Linked DNA regions of Mus musculus: region 1 is linked to region 2. The links are chromatin loops, found by intact Hi-C in ENCODE. Cell type or tissue: heart. All regions are shown on one strand. Each heading gives the region's core, and the rest is flanking DNA. Links, peaks and the distances in the headings are about the cores only. Region 1 holds the start of Calhm6 (calcium homeostasis modulator family member 6). Region 2 holds the start of Dse (dermatan sulfate epimerase).

Region 1 (9,381 bases), core at 769-8,768, 78 kb after region 2:
TTTAAGCGTAATATGAGTACTATTGAAGGTATAGGGTAACTGCTGGATGTGTAAGTGAAAATATCTATTGAGCAACTGTAATCGTCCGTGCAGAACTTGGAAAAGAGAAGACGACTTTGGGCATGTTGACATGTAGTCCATGGTAAAGAGCATTGGTAAGGTGCAGGACGCTTGAACATTTACTATGTGCTGGAACTATTACAAATATGTTACATATAACATTTCATTTAGTCTCTGCAACCCAATGGACAAGGCAAATGCAGTTTCATTTTATAGATGAGAAAACAGAGGCGCGGGAAGGTTCACTTGCCTGCCAAGTTGACATAGTGGTGTAGTCAAGAGGAAGTTAATCAGGTAAGGATTGAGCTTTGGTGGGTAACAATATTAATGGTAAGAGGAGGCAGAGAACCTGGGATCAACAGTCAAAGAGCTGGGAAGGGAGAGAGAAAACAGTCATTGTTGCCAAATTTGGATTAGTTTAATATGGAAAGTACTGCAGGTGTATGGTACTACAGAAGTAGAGTACCACCCCTACCCCCAACCCCGCCCCTGTGCAATCTGGCTTAGAGTTTAGCCATGAATAAAACCTCTTCCATCTAGGTCCATAGCTTCCAGAAAAGGAAGTAAAGCCTTTAAAATTTTCTAAAAATAAAGTACAAAAAAATAGTTATTGCTCTTTGGTCACTTCTAACAGCTTGAGTAAAAATGAATATCCTTCTCTAGATAGTTGAGTTACACGTAGTTATGGGAAGGTGGTAGAAAAACAAGGGACCCAATAGGCAAGACACTTGTGCTGAGAAAACTGAGCAGACTTATGCAAACACACAGCAGGAAGTCCTGGGAGATTCCTGGTTCTGCCCATGCCTCAAGCTTCAGCAACCCCCACTGGTGACTGATGAAGATGAGTGGGAGTGGGTATCCAGGTAGCTACTCACCTGCACCTGGAACCTCCCCCAAGGCTCTGTCTTCTGAATGCTGCCCTGTTCTTCTGTGGATAGGGTGACTACTATATGTCACAAAGTTGACATTTCAAGGTGTCTTCAGCTCTGACATAAGTAGCCTGCCCAAACAGGCCTGACCTAGAAGGGGCTGGAGTTGTAAGTTGAAGAAAACATGCATAGTTCTGACTGCAAAACCAGAAGAGAAACTCTAAGTTTGTCTTTTGTCTTTCACCCACTAATTATTGCCACAGACATTTACTGACCATCTACAGTATTCTAGGTACAGTTACAATGTTGACTTAACAAATTAAGCCAAGCTTGATCTTCATACTCATGGACTTTATAATCTAGTTGGTGAGCTAAACAGAAAATAGCAAACATCAAATTAACTACCTCAAAACTGTCACCTGCAATAAGGAAACCAAGATGGAGCTGGAAGAAAAATAAGACAAGAATATGAAAGTCTTAGAAAAGGCCATGGGAAGTGCTGCTAAAACTGTTCTCACACGTGCCATGGAGTCACAAGTATGGACCGTATTTCCCCTTTCCCTTGTGGTTAACTGAAGCCCATAATTGCTTCTGTTCAGCTGTTGCTGTCTGAGCAGGGCACTTCCCTAAAAGAAACCCCATAATATTTGGCATGGTTTTGGCAGCCAGTGATAGGTAGCATAGACATTGATCAGCTTTCATTATGAAATGGAACAAAATGTTATTTAACCAAGGAAAAATGTGGCTTTCAGTGGTGGGAGAGAGTAGAGCACTCCTAGTGTGTGTTTGCTGCTATGGTTAGGATTTGGCAAGGTTATATAAGTTCACAGAGAATTGGCTCCTTTGTAAACAAGAAAGGAACAGGGCTATTTCAGAAATTGGAGCTTTGCAAAATTACAAATTCTTTATAGACTTTATAGAGTACAAACAGAAAGATAGGAATTAATAAATTACTGAAAGACAAATCCCATTAAAGTAACTGTGGATAAGGTCAAAGGCAAAGTGTGGCCTCTAGACCTATTGGTAATGATGCTCAATAAATAAGGCATATCAGGACTGAGAGTATTCAAGGATCCTACTAGATGTGCAGTCAGGGCAAAGACAAAATTAGGTGTAGCTTTTCCAACAGAGGCTCATAGATTATGTAGGCTCAAGTTACCTGCAGCAGCGGTGGGGGTGAATCTAATGGATCTGAGAAACAACTTTCCAAAAACAAATGCAAACATTAACAAGAATACTTGACCAGAATCAAAGATACTTATTAAATTTTAGGAGGGATTTAGAGTTACAAAATCATAAGCTCAAGCAGGCATATGTTCCTTTAGCATTACACAAATAAAACACAGGCAAAGAAAATTGCTTGGTAGCCCAAAGTGCCTATACCTTTGTATGTAGTGGAGGAGAAGACCGTCAAGAAACTGGAAGACACAGAATCAAGGAATGTTTGTACTCATCTCAGAATTGAACAGGACAGTCTGAAATTATACACGGCTTCCTTTCTCTCCTTTTAGGATGGAGTACTTCCTGCAGATGTCATGGCTGTCTTCACTGTGTACTTTTTACAAAGAACAGATTGATCTATGATTACCATTTTACAGGTCTGTCAATCAAAAGGAGCCACATGAAAACGTGACATGATATTGGGGTGACCACATACTACCTGAAGACTCTGAACTTGGATGGCAAAAATTTAAGACTAAAAATGCCTTAGTTAAGAGGCTGGAAAACTGTACTTTTGTTAGGTTTTAGTTATGGAAAACTTGAATAAAGTCACCTGCCCAAAGGTTACAAACACAGCAAGGTTCTTTTTGATGGAATATGAAAATCATGGATGAGGAAGAAAATATGAGAGGGATGAAGATGAAGAATCATCTAGCAATGAGAAGGAAATTAGCCAAGACACATGGAAAAGAAGATGACACCATGAAAAAATCCTGATCTGGGCTTGGCTTCTAGCCATAGATGAAAAGAGGGGCTCTCACTACACTTTGTCCAGCTTTAGTGCTAGGTACTATGGCAGTCTCTGTTGTGTATAGCTAGGAAGGCAAGTGGCCTAAGAAAGGAATAAATGTTTCTTGACCCATGTCAAAAATTTATACTTATTATATGAGACAAAGCCAGCCTAGTGGCTGGGAAGATAATTTATTGTGAACTATCTGCCACCCCCGTTCTGTTGTTCCCCTCGGGGCATCCAGTCTCCTGGGCTGTACTAGAGGAAATGTTGCTTAGCTAGGGTGAGTACAAAATAGGATCTCAGCACTGCGTACGTGAGAAGCAGCCTTTTAGGGAGACAGTTTCAGCGAGACAGCTCGTTTAATTGTGGGGGAACAAAGGCTATTATTTGGGGAGTTGGATAAAGGCTTTCTGGGTGAGTGTACATCATGGGCCAGGGTCAGGGTGCTGGAAATGCTTTATTTGCATGAAGAGGAATTCCACGTGCTTGCTGGACATGTCCCTATAAGGAAAGAGGAAGTTTAACCTGGCCACCAGGCTATGTGGCCACTTCAAGGGTGGCAGAGGTATAGGGTGGAAGGCTATATGCACTTGGATATGCAGATCCAGGGCAGGCAGGGAGCAGTCCTGCTCCTGCGGGTCTCAGAATGAGATTTTGGGGGTTGGGACATGCCTAGGCCTCTCTGGCTCTGGGCTGGTTCCCCCGGTTGCATGGCTCCCTCGCTTCACAAACTATCTACTCAAGCTCTGTGTGGATGCCATCCTTGTGTTGGGCTAAGGGCCATATGAATTATTTTGAGTAGTACGAAGTGCCTGTGCCTATTCCTTGGCCTAAAACTGTGAACACATTTGGAGCCTTAAATGATATGCAATAAAGTTAACTGTTGTACATTCTCAGGGAAAAGGAGAGTAAGTTGTAACCTGCCAAACTGATCACTCTTTCTGCCATGTACATGCACCAAATGCAGTTTTCTCATCAGCTGCTGGACTTACAGAATGCCTGAGCTCAAAGCTCGTGCTCTTTCTAGCTTTCTCCACTTCATTGGGAGTTATGAAATAGTAGAGTTCAATGTCACAGCCTTGCTTAGAGTTTGTATCAGAAGAACTACCAGGAGGGGAATGAAAACAGGAGTCATGTTAGATGTAGCTTCAACTTAAAAACTGTTTGGTTTAACTAGCATTCTGCTTTGGTTTCTGTGCTGTTGTTGTTTGTTTTGTTTTGGAACAGGGTTGGTCTCACGGTAGAGTTTTGGCTGCCCTGGAATTCCAGATATAGATCAGGCTAGCTTTGAACTCACAGAGATCCACCTGTCTGTCTCTGCCTTCCCAATGCTACGATTAAAGGCTAGGATTAAAGACATCTCTCACTCTCAGTTTTACTGTGGTTTAGCTTATGAAAGAAAAATGAAATGTTCCTGTTTCCTGTAAATGTTGTGGGTTTTTGTAACTGGGACTTGGCTTTGGCATTAGGGCTGCTGCAATAGAGAAAAATTCAGAAGTTTTCCGAGCTTGGTCATCTGCCTACACTGTAAGAGGTCACTTTGGGTTGGAGGAAAGCAAAGAAACAGAACCGGAGTTTTCTTGAAAGCGTTCCAGAACTGAGGGAGTCATGTGACTGGGACCTCAGCCTTCTGCTCTGTCCTTTGCAGTTTGGATCCTGGAAGGCTGGCTAGGGGCTAAGAAAGAACGAAAAAGGAGCAGGCATGCAGACACAATGAGGCGGGGGTCAGGTGGGTCTCCCCTTAGCTTGTATATTAGGTACAGCACGGAAAAGGGGTTAGATTGGGAAGCCATCTCTGTAGGGCAGAAGTCACAGCCTATAAACTTCCAGGAGAAGGCTGCAATTGCTAGTTTTACATGCACCGGTCAACTGTTTATAAACATACTCAGACTCCCAAGGACAGCTTTGCTGTTACTTTTGACTGTGACCTGTACGGGTAATGGCTCCTGCGAATTTACATGGACCAATCAGTCTCACAGGCTGCCCATGTTGAGATACACAGTCATTCAGATCTTCTCTTTGCTCAGGACTTTTCTGCTCCCTACAGTCTTGGGATGTGGAGTGGATCTTAGGAGATCAAAGATCACAGGGACTTTATTTGTGGGACTTTACCAGAACTGGTGTGATTGAAAAAAAAGAAAGTGAAACCCGGAAGGGTTTCCTTTTTGAAAGTTGCTTCAAAGCACGATGTAAAGTACAGTACACGGTTCACTCAACCTTCCTGAGAAGCAGAGCCTGTGGGGTGTCCAGTGTGAGCAGAACCCATGGAAAAGTTCAAGGCAGTGCTGGACCTGCAGAGAAAGCACCGCAACGCCCTGGGCTATAGCCTGGTGACCCTACTGACGGCTGGTGGGGAGAAGATCTTCTCCTCAGTGGTGTTCCAGTGTCCCTGCACTGCCACCTGGAACCTGCCCTACGGCCTGGTGTTCCTGCTGGTGCCTGCCCTCGCGCTTTTCCTCCTGGGATATGCGCTGAGCGCGCGCACATGGCGCCTGCTCACCGGCTGCTGCTCCCGGAGCGCGCGATTCAGTTCGGGGTTGCGCAGCGCGTTCGTGTGCGCCCAGCTCAGCATGACCGCGGCATTCGCGCCCCTCACCTGGGTGGCCGTGGCGCTGCTCGAGGGCTCTTTCTACCAATGTGCTGTCAGCGGGAGCGCGCGCTTGGCGCCATACCTGTGCAAGGGCCGCGACCCCAACTGCAATGCCACGCTACCGCAGGCTCCCTGCAACAAGCAGAAGGTGGAAATGCAGGAGATCCTGAGCCAGCTCAAGGCTCAGTCTCAGGTCAGGCTCTGGGAGCGATGGGGAGGCTCAGAGGCGCGAGGAAGTCAGTGACTTTTCTCTAGACCAGGGACTGAATATTTAAATAGGGAAATTTGTCCCCTCAGTAGGAGCCGAAGTACTTTTTATGTTATTCTTTAGTGTTTCCTTCCACTGTGTAGCAAAGCCTCAGGACAGGTGAATTTTGTATATTCTGGGAAAACTAGAAGCATTATTACATTAGAACCTATCTTGCCAGCCCCAAACACACTATCCACACATTTAGAAAGCCCCGGGGCGCGGGAGGAGGAGATGCTCTTTATAATGAGTACCCTTTCTAGAAGCCCCACATTTTCAGTTACAGGGGAGTGATACGTGAGCTCTTTTTTGTATATTTTACATGACTTGGACTAATGGACTATTGTTGACTTTCTAAAACAGCAGTAGGGTTGTTGTACTGTGTTGTGTGTGTGTGTGTGTGGTGGAGGATAGTTTTTTTGTTTTGTTTTTTTCTTTCTTTCTTTTCTTTTCTTTTTTCTTTTTTTTTCGAGATAGGGTTTCTCTGTTCAGCCCTGGTTGTCCTGGAACTCAGGCTATAGACCAGGCTGGCCTTGAACTCAGAAATCTGCCTACCTCTGCCTCCCAAGTGCTGGGATTAAAGGTGTGCGCCACCGCCGCCCAGCTGGTGGAGGATAATTACTACCAACAGTTCTTTTTCTAAAGGGCTTAAGACAAGACTTGTTCACTATCAAAGCTGGTAAATAGTTTAGTAAATACTTTATCTCGGGCTTTTAAATTTTTATAATGTCAAAAGTCACTAAGTTGCCTTCCTGTTTTGTTTCCTGTAGGTGTTCGGTTGGATTCTGATAGCTGCCGTTATTATCTTACTTCTTCTTGTTAAGTCTGTGACCCGATGCTTCTCTCCGGTTAGTTATCTGCAGTTAAAATTCTGGGAAATCTATTGGGAAAAGGAGAAGCAGATTCTTCAAAATCAAGCTGCAGAGAATGCGACACAGTTGGCCGAAGAGAATGTTAGATGTTTCTTTGAGTGCTCGAAGCCGAAGGAATGCAACACTCCAAGCAGTAAAGACTGGCAGGAAATCTCAGCGTTGTACACATTCAATCCCAAGAACCAGTTCTACAGCATGCTGCACAAGTATGTTAGCAGAGAAGAAATGAGCGGCAGTGTCCGCTCTGTGGAAGGAGATGCAGTGATCCCTGCCCTTGGCTTTGTAGATGACATGTCCATGACTAACACTCACGAACTATGATCTTACACAAGAACAGAAAAAAAAAATGTTTTGAATTGTTGCTTTTATATAAAAAAATAAATATTGGTATATTTTAAGGCTGTTTCTCCCAAGTTTTGAGACTTAATTCTGAAACTGTAACAAACTTTTAACCTTTGTATTATATTGGTTTTTTTTCTATTATTTATTTGCTTTACATCCCAATTGCAGCCCCCTCTTTCTGCCCAATCCTCCTGTCATATAGACCCTCCTCCACTGTCCCCTCCCCTTCTCCTCTAAGAAGGGAACCCCACCCCACCCCCACTGGCATATCAAGTCACTGCAGGACTAGGCACATCCTCTCCCAGTGAAGGCAGACAAGACAGCCCAGTTAGGGAAACAGGATGCACAGACAGGGAACAGAGTCAGGGACAGCCCCCTCTCCAGTTTTTGGGGAGCCCTCATGAAGACCAAGCTGCACTTCTGCTACATATGGGGTGGGGGCAGGCCCTAGGTTCAGCCCATATATACTCTTTGGTTAGTGGTTCAGGCTCTGGGCCTTCCCCAAGGGACCAGGTTAGTTGACTCTGTTGGTCTTCCTGTGGAGTCCCTATCCCCTTGTGTTCCTCAATCTTTCCCCTAACTCTTCCACAAGACTCCTGGAGCTCTGTCTAATGGTTGGCTGGGGGTCTCTGTATTTGTTTCCATCAGCTGCTGGATGGAGCCTCTCAGAGACCAGTTATGCTAGGCTGCTGTCTGCAAGCAAAACAGAGTATCATTAATAGTGTCTGGATTGGTTCTTTCCCATAGGGATGACTCTCAAGTTGAGCCAGCCATTGTTTGGCCATTTGCTCAATCTATTCCATCTTTATTCCTGCTTCTGTTGTATGTGAGTTGGTGTCCATATCCCTCCACTGATACAAACTCTAAGCAAGGCTTGCATTCCTTCAGCTTCAAGCACTCAAACATCTAACATTCTCTTTGGCCAACTGTGTCGCATGATCTTTAGTTTGACTTTGAAGAATCTGTTTCTCCTTTCCAAATAGATTTCCCAGAATTTTAACTGCAGATAACACTGGACTCTTTTTAAATTTCTTCCTTGACCCAGTAGTCATTGATTAGAGAGTTTCATGTTTATCTTCATGTTCATCTTCATGTTCAGTTTCCATGAGTGTGTAGGCTTTTTGCCGTTCCTGTTGTGGAAGTCCAGCCTTAATACATGGCATTCTGATAAGATACAGAGGGTTATTTCAATCTTCTTGTTTCTGTTGAAGCTGGCTTTGCAGTCTAGTATATGCTCAATTTTGGAGAAAGTTCCTGAGGTGCTGAGAAGAAGGTACATTCTTTTGTGTTTATGTGAAATGTTTTATAGATGTCTTTTAGGTTCATTTGATTCATAAGGATTGTTAATTCCATTATTTCTTTGTTTAGTTTCTGTCTTGATGACTTGTCCATTGTGAGAATGGGGTGTTGAAGTCTCCCACTAATGTGTGGAATTTGATGTGTGAATTTAATGTGTGGAATTTGATGTGTGATTTAAGCTTTAGGGGTGCTCTTGCATTTGGGGCATAGATGTTCAGAATTTGAGACCACAGAATGGGTGGATTTTTCCTTTGATGGGTAGGATATGTACTTCCCCACTCTGTGATTACTTTTGGTTGAAAATCTATTTTATTAGATATTAGAATACCTACTCCAGCTTGTTTCTTGGGTCTATTTGCTTAGAAAATATTTTTCCAGTACTTTATTTTGAGATCATATCTATCTTTGTTTGTGAGGTGTGTTTCTTGTATGAAGCAAAATGATGGATCCTGTTTATGCATCCAATGTATTAGCATGTGTCTTTATATTGTGGAATTGAGTCCATTAATGTAGAGAGATATTAATGACCAATGATTATTAGTTCTTCTTATTTTGGTCTTAGTGGTGATACTCTGCATGTCTGCGTGTTTTCATGTGTGTGTGTGTGAGCACACTTTTCTTCTTTTAGTTTTGGTGGTGTAAAATAATTTATCTCGTGTTTTTTTTTTTTTTTTTCCTGTGCTTAACCCTGGAGTTTTCCTTTCACAATCCTCTTTAGGGTTGGATTAGTTTTAAGATATTGTTTAAGTTTAGTTTTATCGTGGAATATATTGTTTTCTCCAGCTATGGTGATTAAAATTTTGTTGGGTATAGTAGTCTGGGCTGACATCTGTGGCCTCTTAGCAACTGCAAAACATCTGGCCAGTCCCTTCTGGCTTTTAGAGTCTCTATTGAGAAGTCAGGTATAATTCTGGTAAGTCTGCCTTTATATGTTTTTTGGCTTTTTTCCCTTGCAGCTTTAATATTCTTTCTTTGTTTCACACATTTAGTGTTTTGTTTATTATGAGGTGGTTGAATTTTCTTTTCTGGTCCTATCTATTTGGTGTTCTCTAAGATTCTTGTTCATTTATAGGCATCTCTTTTTTTAGGTTAGGAAAATTTTCTTCTATGATTTTGTTGAAGATGTTTTCTGGTCCTCTGAGGTGGGA
Region 2 (9,381 bases), core at 444-8,443:
GGACCTGTAGCTCGTGAGATATTTGTTAGGCATGTATTCATCTAGAGACAAGAATAAAACAAGGACAATGAAAGAATATATCTTAAATTATTTTGTTCAAACACTAGCAAGAAAGGAGTGCCTTTGCTTGATATAAATGGATATCAAGAGAAGAACTATTCTCTTTTCGTATCTTGTCTACAGTGAATGGATTAAACACACACACACACACACACACACACACACACACTGACCTGAGTTAACTGCAAACAGAGAGCAATAAAGAGCTTGTAAGAATCTTACCTATTTCTCTAAGGCTTGTGGAAGCATTTACACTTCAGCAAGTAGTTTATGCTAAGGACATTTAGTTTGAGCCAGCAAAAAGGGCAGTGAATGCAGAAAGGCTAAAGATGGACATGTATAGGTGAAATTAACAAAAATAAGTAAATAAAAGCTTGTTTCTAAACCCAAGACCAGAAACCTCACAGAAGTAGTGAAAGATGAATACATCTGTTACCAAAGTCACATCTGGTCACTTAAAAAAAGGAAGAAACAATTTAGTAGAATTAACAAGAATTCACTAAGTAGTCACTTCCTTTTTTGTCAATGTTGCTACATCAGCAGAGTGGACTTCTGATGGAGGAACTATATGATGAATTTGAAGCTGCATGGGAGAGGACTGGATTACTTTCTGAGACTCTCTCAACTGGGAGGGTCCTTTTCTAACTATCAGGAAGCCATGCCAATGTCCCATGCTTGGTGTCTTTTGACAAGAGAAGTAAACATGCACAGATAATGTGGGTCCTCCCTGACAAAAATCCCCAGCAAGGGGCTGGAGAGATGGCTCAGCAGTTAAGAGCACTGACTGCTCTTCCAGAGGTCCTGAGTTCAATTCCAGGCAACCACATGGTGGCTCACAACCATCTAGAATGAGATCTGATCTTCTCTTCTGGTGTGTCTTAAGCGAGTGACATTGTACTCACATACATAAAATAAATAAATTTTAAACCTTCTGCTTTGGGAAGGAGTGGGACAGGAGGGGGCAGGACCCCCCCCCCAAAAAAAATCCTCAGCAAGAGCATCCAAATTCAGTGTCAGCTGGAAGCAGAAGATTAGCAACTTACATGATGATGAAGGACACAGATCTTCCGTTCAATTGGGTGGTGGAATTAACCATTATGTTAGTAATACAGAACATGCAACAAGCTTAAAGACTAAGCCAAATTTAACACAACAGAACTCAATAGAATAAGATGGAGTGTTGGACACAAATTGTAGTGAATGTAGGTTGAAGAAGGCCTCTGATAAACATTTGCTATGGAAACAACAAACAACAGAAAATGCTCCAAGGATATACTTCTGAACAAAGCAGGTACACAGCTTTCCACTGTGACTTTTAAATGAAACTTTGGATGCAGTTCTAGGGATTTTAAGAAGGACACTGGGCAAGGAAAAAGATAATAGAGATGGATATGTACTCAGACAAACTGAAGCATTCTCCTGCAGAGTCAAGAATAGGCATGTTGGGGCTGGAGAGTGTGGCCAAAAAGGCATACCACTTTTGGATAAGGCCCAAGTTTGGCTCCTAGCACCAATGTTGGTTGGGCAGCTCACAACCACTCTCCATCTAATTCTATGTGATTTAATGTCCCCCTTCTGGTCTCTGTGGAAAGATAGCCATGTGCATGTAATTAAAAATACACATAAATCTTTAAAAAAAAAAAGGCCTATAGAGTCCAGAAAGCAGATGTGTAAATCTGTTGAGAGGTATCATATCATGGGGATCTTTGCAAGTCAGTGTCAGCTATAGCTAGATTTCCAGAGCAGTGACATCAATCAATAGGTAAATGTGGGTACTACTACCTTTAAAAAAAAGACCTTCAGTCTTGTCTGCACATTATGATCAACCACCTGATTCATCAGTCAGGTGTAGGGTTCCATTCCAAAGACTGTATGAACACTCTTTTATGATTCTAAGATATTAGCTGGGAGAGGCCATGACTACAAGACTACTCATTGGGAAGTTCAGTAGGTAAACATCTTGCTTTCTCTCAAGTCATTTTCTGATTTGAGAAGACAAGTGGAAATTAACTCAGAATTATACACTACAGCTAGGCACTGATACAATTCATTCTACTAAAATAAATACCTCAACACAGGGCCTGGCATACAGTAAACTTTTAATAAATATTAGCCATTTGTATCTTTTGTTGCATGGAGTATTATAGTAATTATATGCTATAGATGAGACACAGCCTCTGAAGGTGGCTTAGCTTTCAGTAAACTGAAAAGTAAGGATTTGAATACTGCTTCACAGTACTACTCTGGTTAGAACTTTCTCACCACAGGCCTGTCCAAATATCAGGAAGTTAACGCAAATTAGTGATTTATCTGAGTTAGCATTTAAAAGCCTAACAGTAGTATTTCTTTTCTTTTTTTTCTTTTTTTTTTTTTTAATCCGTGGTGAGGAGCCACTTTTGATTGCAAAATCTGTAACTTTTCCTAATAGTGTGGTTGCCTGGAAGCGCCCTTGGGTCTCCATAGTCTGTCAGAACTCCGAGCAATTGTTAGCAAACAGGGTTGAGTAAAACCGCCCATTCTTACGAACGGGTAAGTGTCTCTCGAAAAGCTGCCTTTTCATAGAATCTAGTAGGTTAATTCTCTTTAACTCTGAGGAAGGAGATCCAACCCTGGACCGGTTAGAGTTTGTATTGGATGGCTACATTTCATTGAAAGAATAAACAAAAGTTGGGTGCATATCTCTCTCACGCGCGCGCGTACACACACAAACACACACACACACACACACACACACACACACACACACACACACACACACACACGAAATAAGATAAAGTTTCCTTTGTGAACTGCAAACTCTAAAGGATCTTCCCCCAATCCTTTATCTTTGCTGATTAAAATCAGTTCAGCTTACAGGGTTCCTTGCGGTAGGATTCCCTGTATTTTGCAACTCCATTCTAGGCGACAACTGCTTCGGATTAGGTGGATTTTCCCCTTTCTCTTTGAGAGTAAAACTGATTCAGGAAAGGGGGGAAGGGAGGGAGGCGTCGGGAGTGTAACTATTTTGGAGCCTGGAGAGGGGGTTGGCCGCTAGCTTTGGTAGTGGGATTCTTTAAATTCTCGGCTTTCCTCTTCCAGCGCTTTAAAAAACGAATCGGCCCCTCCTCCCCCGGCCTCCAGAAATTATCTTTCCTTTGGGTGAGATTCCAGAGTGGAACTTGAAGCTCTTGGGTCAGGAGAAATCAGAGCTGTAGGAACCAAAGCGGCGGGGCGGGGCGGGGCAGGGCAGGGCAGGGTGCTTGGGGTTCTGTGGGGTCCTGTGGTGTCTTGTGGGGTCCGGGCCGCAGCGACCGGAAGGCAGAGCCTCGCGTGGAGCCGTGATCTGGGGCGCCGGAGGAGAGCCCGTGCGGAGGTCCGGATTGGGCTGGGCGGGGGTCCCGCTCTCCCCCTCCCCATCCTCGCCTCCCGGGCTCTGCTGACGTTGCGGCTTCCTCCGCCCCAGGCAGAGCCCTGCCGCGGCCCACCCCCCTCTCTCCGCCGACGGTCTCCGCCCAGTCCGCACGGCGGCTAGAGGCTGCAGCGGCGCACCCCGGGCGCAGCGCCCTGAGCTCGGATGGCTCGGCGCGCAAGCTGAGGGCCCGACTCCAGGGGTCCGGAGTCCCGGCGCCCCACGGGGACGCAGAGAGAGGACGCCCGGGAGGACGGAGCGGTGAGTGATGGGCTGGGTTGGGCGCTGCTCTGGGCCACGCTCCAGGAAGCTACCCTCCTGTGGCTCCATGGGTCTACACTGGACCGGTCCCTACGGACCAGCTTGAGCCACGTCCCCCGCTGCGCGTCGATTTCCCTGTGGACTGAGCATCTCGGGCCAGCTCTGCTGGCTCCGTGATCTCCTACCCGGGTACCCAGCTCAGACAGCAGCACCGAGATCAGGAGCGAATGGCGGGGACTGGACGTGCTCCCGAGTTTCCAGAGGTTTGGAGATAGCACACCCTTGCGTTCCCTTCCTATGCTACACCAGTTATCTAGGGATGGTAGTGGTCGTGTGCTCCCATGCTGGTTGTGCCTGTGCGACCTCCGGACCGCCAACGCCCAGAAAGCTGCTTCTGAGTCACCCCCAGCCACAGGATTCCAGCGCCCCTGCACTCCAACACCCCAGAGTGATTGGGCAACCTCAACCCGAGGCCGCCTGGGCCAATCGGGGGCCCGGCAGGCGGGCTTGACTCGGGCTGGGGAGCACTGTAAGCGATGCCACATGGGCTCAGAATCTGTCGAGGCTGGATCTGAGCTAACTTTGTGAACTGAGAACTTTCTCATCTCTCCTTTGAGGCAACAGCCTCCGTTTAGGCCAGCTGGCATTCATAACCTAATCCTTTGCTTCCAATGCAAGAGGCCGGCCTCTTTCACCTGGAATTCTTTAGGTCAGGAACTGACACGTTGGTTTCTAGAGATTTTCTAGTGGATTCTTGAAAACATTTGGTGTTTATTGCTGCTTAATCAACAATATCTTAAGGAAGGTAGAATCTTCTAGAAATATTTTCATATTCTTTCACATTACAGAATTTTCACTTTTACTAATTGTCTTTTCAGCTTTTACATCTTCTTAATAAATGATAGTACTAGTGAAGTTAAAAAAAAGATTCATTAGTGTCACTTCAAAATTATGTGTCTGTCTGGGAGTATATGCACAGGACTATAGACAGGTGCCTGCAGAGGTCAGAAGAACATTAGATGTGTTAGTATGGTAGCTACACTCTGAGCATCCTAATGTGGGTGCTGGGAAATGAACTCTGGTCCTGGACAAGAGCAGTACCAGTTCTTGACCACTGAGCCATCTCTACCCCTTATGAAACCAAAATTTTGTAGAAGATTTTGGACTATACTACTAGAGAGAACTACAAAATGTAACGTGCATGGGAAAAATAAAACAGGATTACCCTATTATTTGTTCACACATTACTATTTTCCTTTAATCCTGTACAAATGTGGTCTTTTTGGGGGGGGGGTAGTAAATTCTATTCTACTGAAAAGGGAGAAAATTTTGGATTTAACATGTGTTTACTATAGTGACACTCCTTGAGGGCTTAACCAAAAGCATGAGTGTGGGTTACTAGGACAGGGAGTGGGTACACGAGATACAGCCCCTGCTTTCTTGGAGTGTCTTTGGCTGTAGAAAGAGGAATATGAGACTAAGCAATATGGAGGACTTGAATGTCGGCAGAGTCCTTTAGTCATTATCAGAACATGATATCAGTCTTAGTTTCAATAATTATACGAAAACACTGGTCTACAAAGTACATTTTAATATCCAGATTAAAAAGAGACAGTGAAATCATTCAGTAAAAGAGACTTTTTTTTAAAGTTCCTTGACAAGGAGGGAAATTGACAGCAGGATACAATCTGCATGGTGGGGTTTTAGCCCAGAAAAAGACCATGATAAGAAGTCGGTGGATTCTCCCAGTTAAATCAGTCACATCTTAGTGAGTAGTTCTTGTGCATGTGTCTGCACTAGTACTTAGCAGTAGTTCACAAATCAGCTGAAGTGGTCCATTTCAATGAGATAAGTGGTGTGTGTGTCTGGGGGCAGGAGGTTGCAGTGCTGTTGTGGCGGGACCTAGGGCCATCCTTCACAGAACCTTAGTACTGTCTTAGTATAGAAAATTATTTCAGTCTCTGAGACAATTTTTAGACAAATGCATTCTGGGATGAAACAAAGTTTTGTTTTGTTTTTTCATTTCTTTATATTACTTGTGATAGATTATTTTGCTCTTTATTTCTTCTTGCTTGGTTCCTCCGTGTTGCATTAGAGAAACATAATTCTCAACATTATTATTCTAACTAGTGGAGTAAAAGGGGAAATAATTTGGATATGTGGATTCATTGAGAATCTTTGTTTTCAAAACAGTCAAAGAAATCTGCCAAGGACTAATTACAGTCTAGCTTAAATATTTTTTTTTTCAGCCACTAGGATGTTTTAGTTCTACGTATAGTAAACATTTTAACGTGCATTTCCCTTCTATTGTCCTAGGCTGTGTTGTGGCAGGCCTCTGTGACGGTGGGAACTGTGTCAGTGAATGCTTCACTGTATCCCAGAAAGGGGCTGGGAGTTTGCCATCCTAAAAGAGGGAAAGGCACCTGAGGAGTTTCTGTGATCAACAAACCCTATTGAAAGAGTATCTGACACAGGACAGGACCTTTCCTATTACTATATTTAGTGCCTTGAGTTTTTCTCATATTGGAATTACATTATCTCTTCCTATCGTGATTTGTAGACTAAAACTCTCTGGAGGTCACTAAACTACTAGCAGATGTTTGAAACTAGACAACCCAGATCTGTATACCTGCAGTCAGGGACGGACATGGGAATGAAGCTGGTGTCTAAACCCAGTGTACTCACAAGGGAAATGATCTTCCCATAAACTCCACATGATGAATGAGTGTCAGAGCGGGAAGTAGAGGGCAGAGCCCCAGATACCTGAGACGCTGCATGCAGCTGTTTGCTAGTAGCAAGAAATAGAAATGGATGGTTCCAAAATCTTTCACTACTTTCCCATTCTTTTTAAAAAGTTTTTAATTTTGTTTTGTTTTTTTCAAGACAGGGTTTCTCTGTGTAGCCCTGGCTGTCCTGGAACTCACTCTAGACCATGCTGACCTCGAACTCAGAAATCCACCTCCCTCTGTCTCCCAAGTGCTGGGATTAAAGGTGTGTGCTACCACTGCCTGCCACCTACTGTCCCATTCTAAATGGATACTGTCTTTTAAACATTAGACTTGGTTTTAGAAGAAGATATTTCTATGTGTATGATAAATAAATGTAGCCAAGGGCTGTTTCTTGATGTTTGTTGATATTTCAAAGCTCAATATTATGTAGAAGGGAGATTTGATTAGCTGATGGTGAAATATTTCAGAAATAGAAGCAAACCAGAAAGTATTGAGCAATGTGATACAAGTGGGTCATTACTTTTACTAAAATGTCATCTACAAACTCATAAGCATTTAGTCAGGCAGACCAGATACAGGGAGACAGATCAACTTTACTTGGGGTGATTCAAGGTTTATATATTTTGGGGATGGGGGGGTCCATGAGGGAGAAGTGGGCATCTAAGATGGCCAAAGGTCATTGGCTAAAGGCTTAAGGTTCCAAGATGCCTCAGTAGCATGAGGAAGCATTTCAGATTTTAGGTGCTACTTGAATGGGTTCTTGTCCAGAGAAAGGAAGTTAGTCGAATCTATAGTCAAACTAAGGCTACATGATGTTCTTCAAGTAGAAGTGTGTGGGGCTTTTAAGCTCCCCAAACAATGTCAGAGAAGGAGAAGCCTTATAGGCAGTCTGTGATATACCTAAAGATACTCTGCCATTTTGCATCAAGTCTAGAAGGCTATCTGGACAAAGAACAATGGTAGATAGACTTGGACCTTAATTAGCATGGCAACATAGTACTCTTCCGTTTTGTTCAAAGCATCCTATCTCATACTAGCCTAGAGGAGATGGACAGTGAGGTGGGTTCATGTCTTGTCTTTATTTTAGTAGAGTGGCAATGCTGAAGGTAAGGGACACAGTCAATTTATAGGCAGTCTGTGATATACTTTAAATTGAATGAGACAAACATAAATTGCACTCATAATGCTACTGTGTCCTCTGTAACTCCACATTCAAATTACTAAAGGCTCACATTTTATTTTTTTGTAGATCTGCTTTATTATATCTTGTAGTTACTGCCCATGAACTGTCAGAATGCTCATGTTTCTTAGACTTCTGCACTATTTACAGATTCCCTTTTGTTCTCAACCCCTTCTCTCCCAGCCCCTCACTCCATCTCTGCTTGGTAAGGGTCTCATTGCAAGGCCTTTTCTGATGCCTGCAGAGCCCCAGCTGCTTGCTTAGTTCTTGTGAACTAGCTTTGGGCTTTAACCAGCCTTGATGCAATATCAACTGCCTTATACATCAGGCTGCAGCCTGTTGAGGGCTGAACTCCTGGATTCTTTTTCAGATGCCCATAGAAGTGTAAACCTGCCAGAGGAGACTGATTCTCATTTCCTGTTAGGGTCAGAGAAGAAAGAGGATGGTTTTAGCTTGGAAAGAGAAGAAAAGATGGTGAAGCCATCTGTTTATTTCTTAAATGGAGTCATTTGTAAAGTTCTTAACTCAAGAATAACATGAAATTTTAATGTGTGTTAAGATTATCCTGGGGTTTCCTTCTGTGTGTTTCAGTTTACTTGGAATTATCAAGAAACATGATCTTAGTAGAAATGTTAAACTGTTTTTAAAAGAGCAGAATTTCTGTGGTCAGTAACATTTAATTCTGATGTGAAGCACGATTTGCTTTGGCATCTTATAATTGAGCATATTTGAAAGTCAAGTTATTATTAGGTGAGTGAAAATCTTGCTATAAAAATGTGACCAAAATATATGTTACCAGCTGTTCTATGGGTGCTGGGAAATCTCAACTCAGCTCCTAATGTTTATGTGGACAGTTTACTGACTGAGCTCTCTTCCCAGCCCCTCGTTAGTTTTAATTACACATATGACATATCAGCTGTGGGAGATCTGCATCTATCGATTTTTGTCCCAGACAGGGTCAAAAAGAGTTTGTCACTGAATGTCTATGTCTGCATGCCAAAACAAAACCTTTTGGAGCTTATTTGTAGAATTAATAGTGACTGCCCTTTTCAGTCATCGTGGAATATACTCAATAGATTAAAATACTCAGTATTTTACTTAACTAGCAGTCACATTATTTTAGCAAAAATTGAAAACTTGTGGCATGGTGTGGATGCTGATGCAGGAGGATTATTTTGAGTTCCAGGCCCGGGTGTATAGAAAGCACAAAGTCAGCCAGGACTACATAGCACATCCACTCTCAAAAATAAAAACTAAATATAAAAGATAAAAGACTTTTAAAAAAAAGTTGAGCGAGGCAGTGTTGGCACATGCCTTTAATCCCAGCACATGGTAGGCAGAGGCAGGTTGATCTGTATTTAAAGTTAGAGGCCAGCCTGGTCTACAGAGCATCTTCCAAGACAGCCAAGGCAACATAGAGAAACCATGTTGAAAACTAAACAAACACACAAAAAATATTGAATGTGCCCTGGTCAATTTAAACATCTATCATTTGAATCTCTCTGCTTGAGATATTTTCAAGTCATGCCATAGGGTTGTAAAGTTGCATTTGTTGATCAAATCAGGTGCTTACATTTTTTTTCTTCATGTGCAAGAACAGTAGTAGCAAAGGCTACTAAGTAATAGACATGTAATAGACATACAGCATGTATGGAAGATACTCTCTAGGAAAATGGAACTAGCATTTCATAAATCCTAAAAATAACTTGTGAAGAAAGTGTGCTCACTGTTTGCATGGCTATAATATTTCCCTGATGAAGCAG

The links. A loop is a pair of places that touch in the nucleus more often than their neighbours do. Peaks named below come from ENCODE experiments on the same cell type or tissue, not always from the same donor. Only the 100,000 strongest peaks of a DNase experiment are listed, where the experiment ranks them.
Region 1: a loop joins it to region 2, with 2.1 times the contacts of the local background. A loop is called at or near these places in 2 of 42 quality-filtered maps.

The regions. Positions count from the first base shown.
Region 1 is chr10:34,123,676-34,133,056 of GRCm38, reverse strand. Calhm6 (calcium homeostasis modulator family member 6) reads left to right here and starts at 5,085. Exons shown (of 2, transcript NM_175449.4): 1 at 5,085-5,666; 2 at 6,491-6,990. The coding sequence starts at 5,148. The coding sequence ends at 6,913. In heart, for the core only: no CTCF peak of the experiment used is centred there; DNase peaks (open chromatin) are centred at 1,496, 4,496 and 5,466; H3K4me3 peaks cover 1,007 bases; H3K27ac peaks cover 725 bases.
Region 2 is chr10:34,201,408-34,210,788 of GRCm38, reverse strand. Dse (dermatan sulfate epimerase) reads left to right here and starts at 3,554. Exons shown (of 6, transcript NM_172508.3): 1 at 3,554-3,709. In heart, for the core only: a CTCF peak has its summit at 4,785; DNase peaks (open chromatin) are centred at 3,608 and 4,168; H3K4me3 peaks cover 2,516 bases; H3K27ac peaks cover 2,273 bases.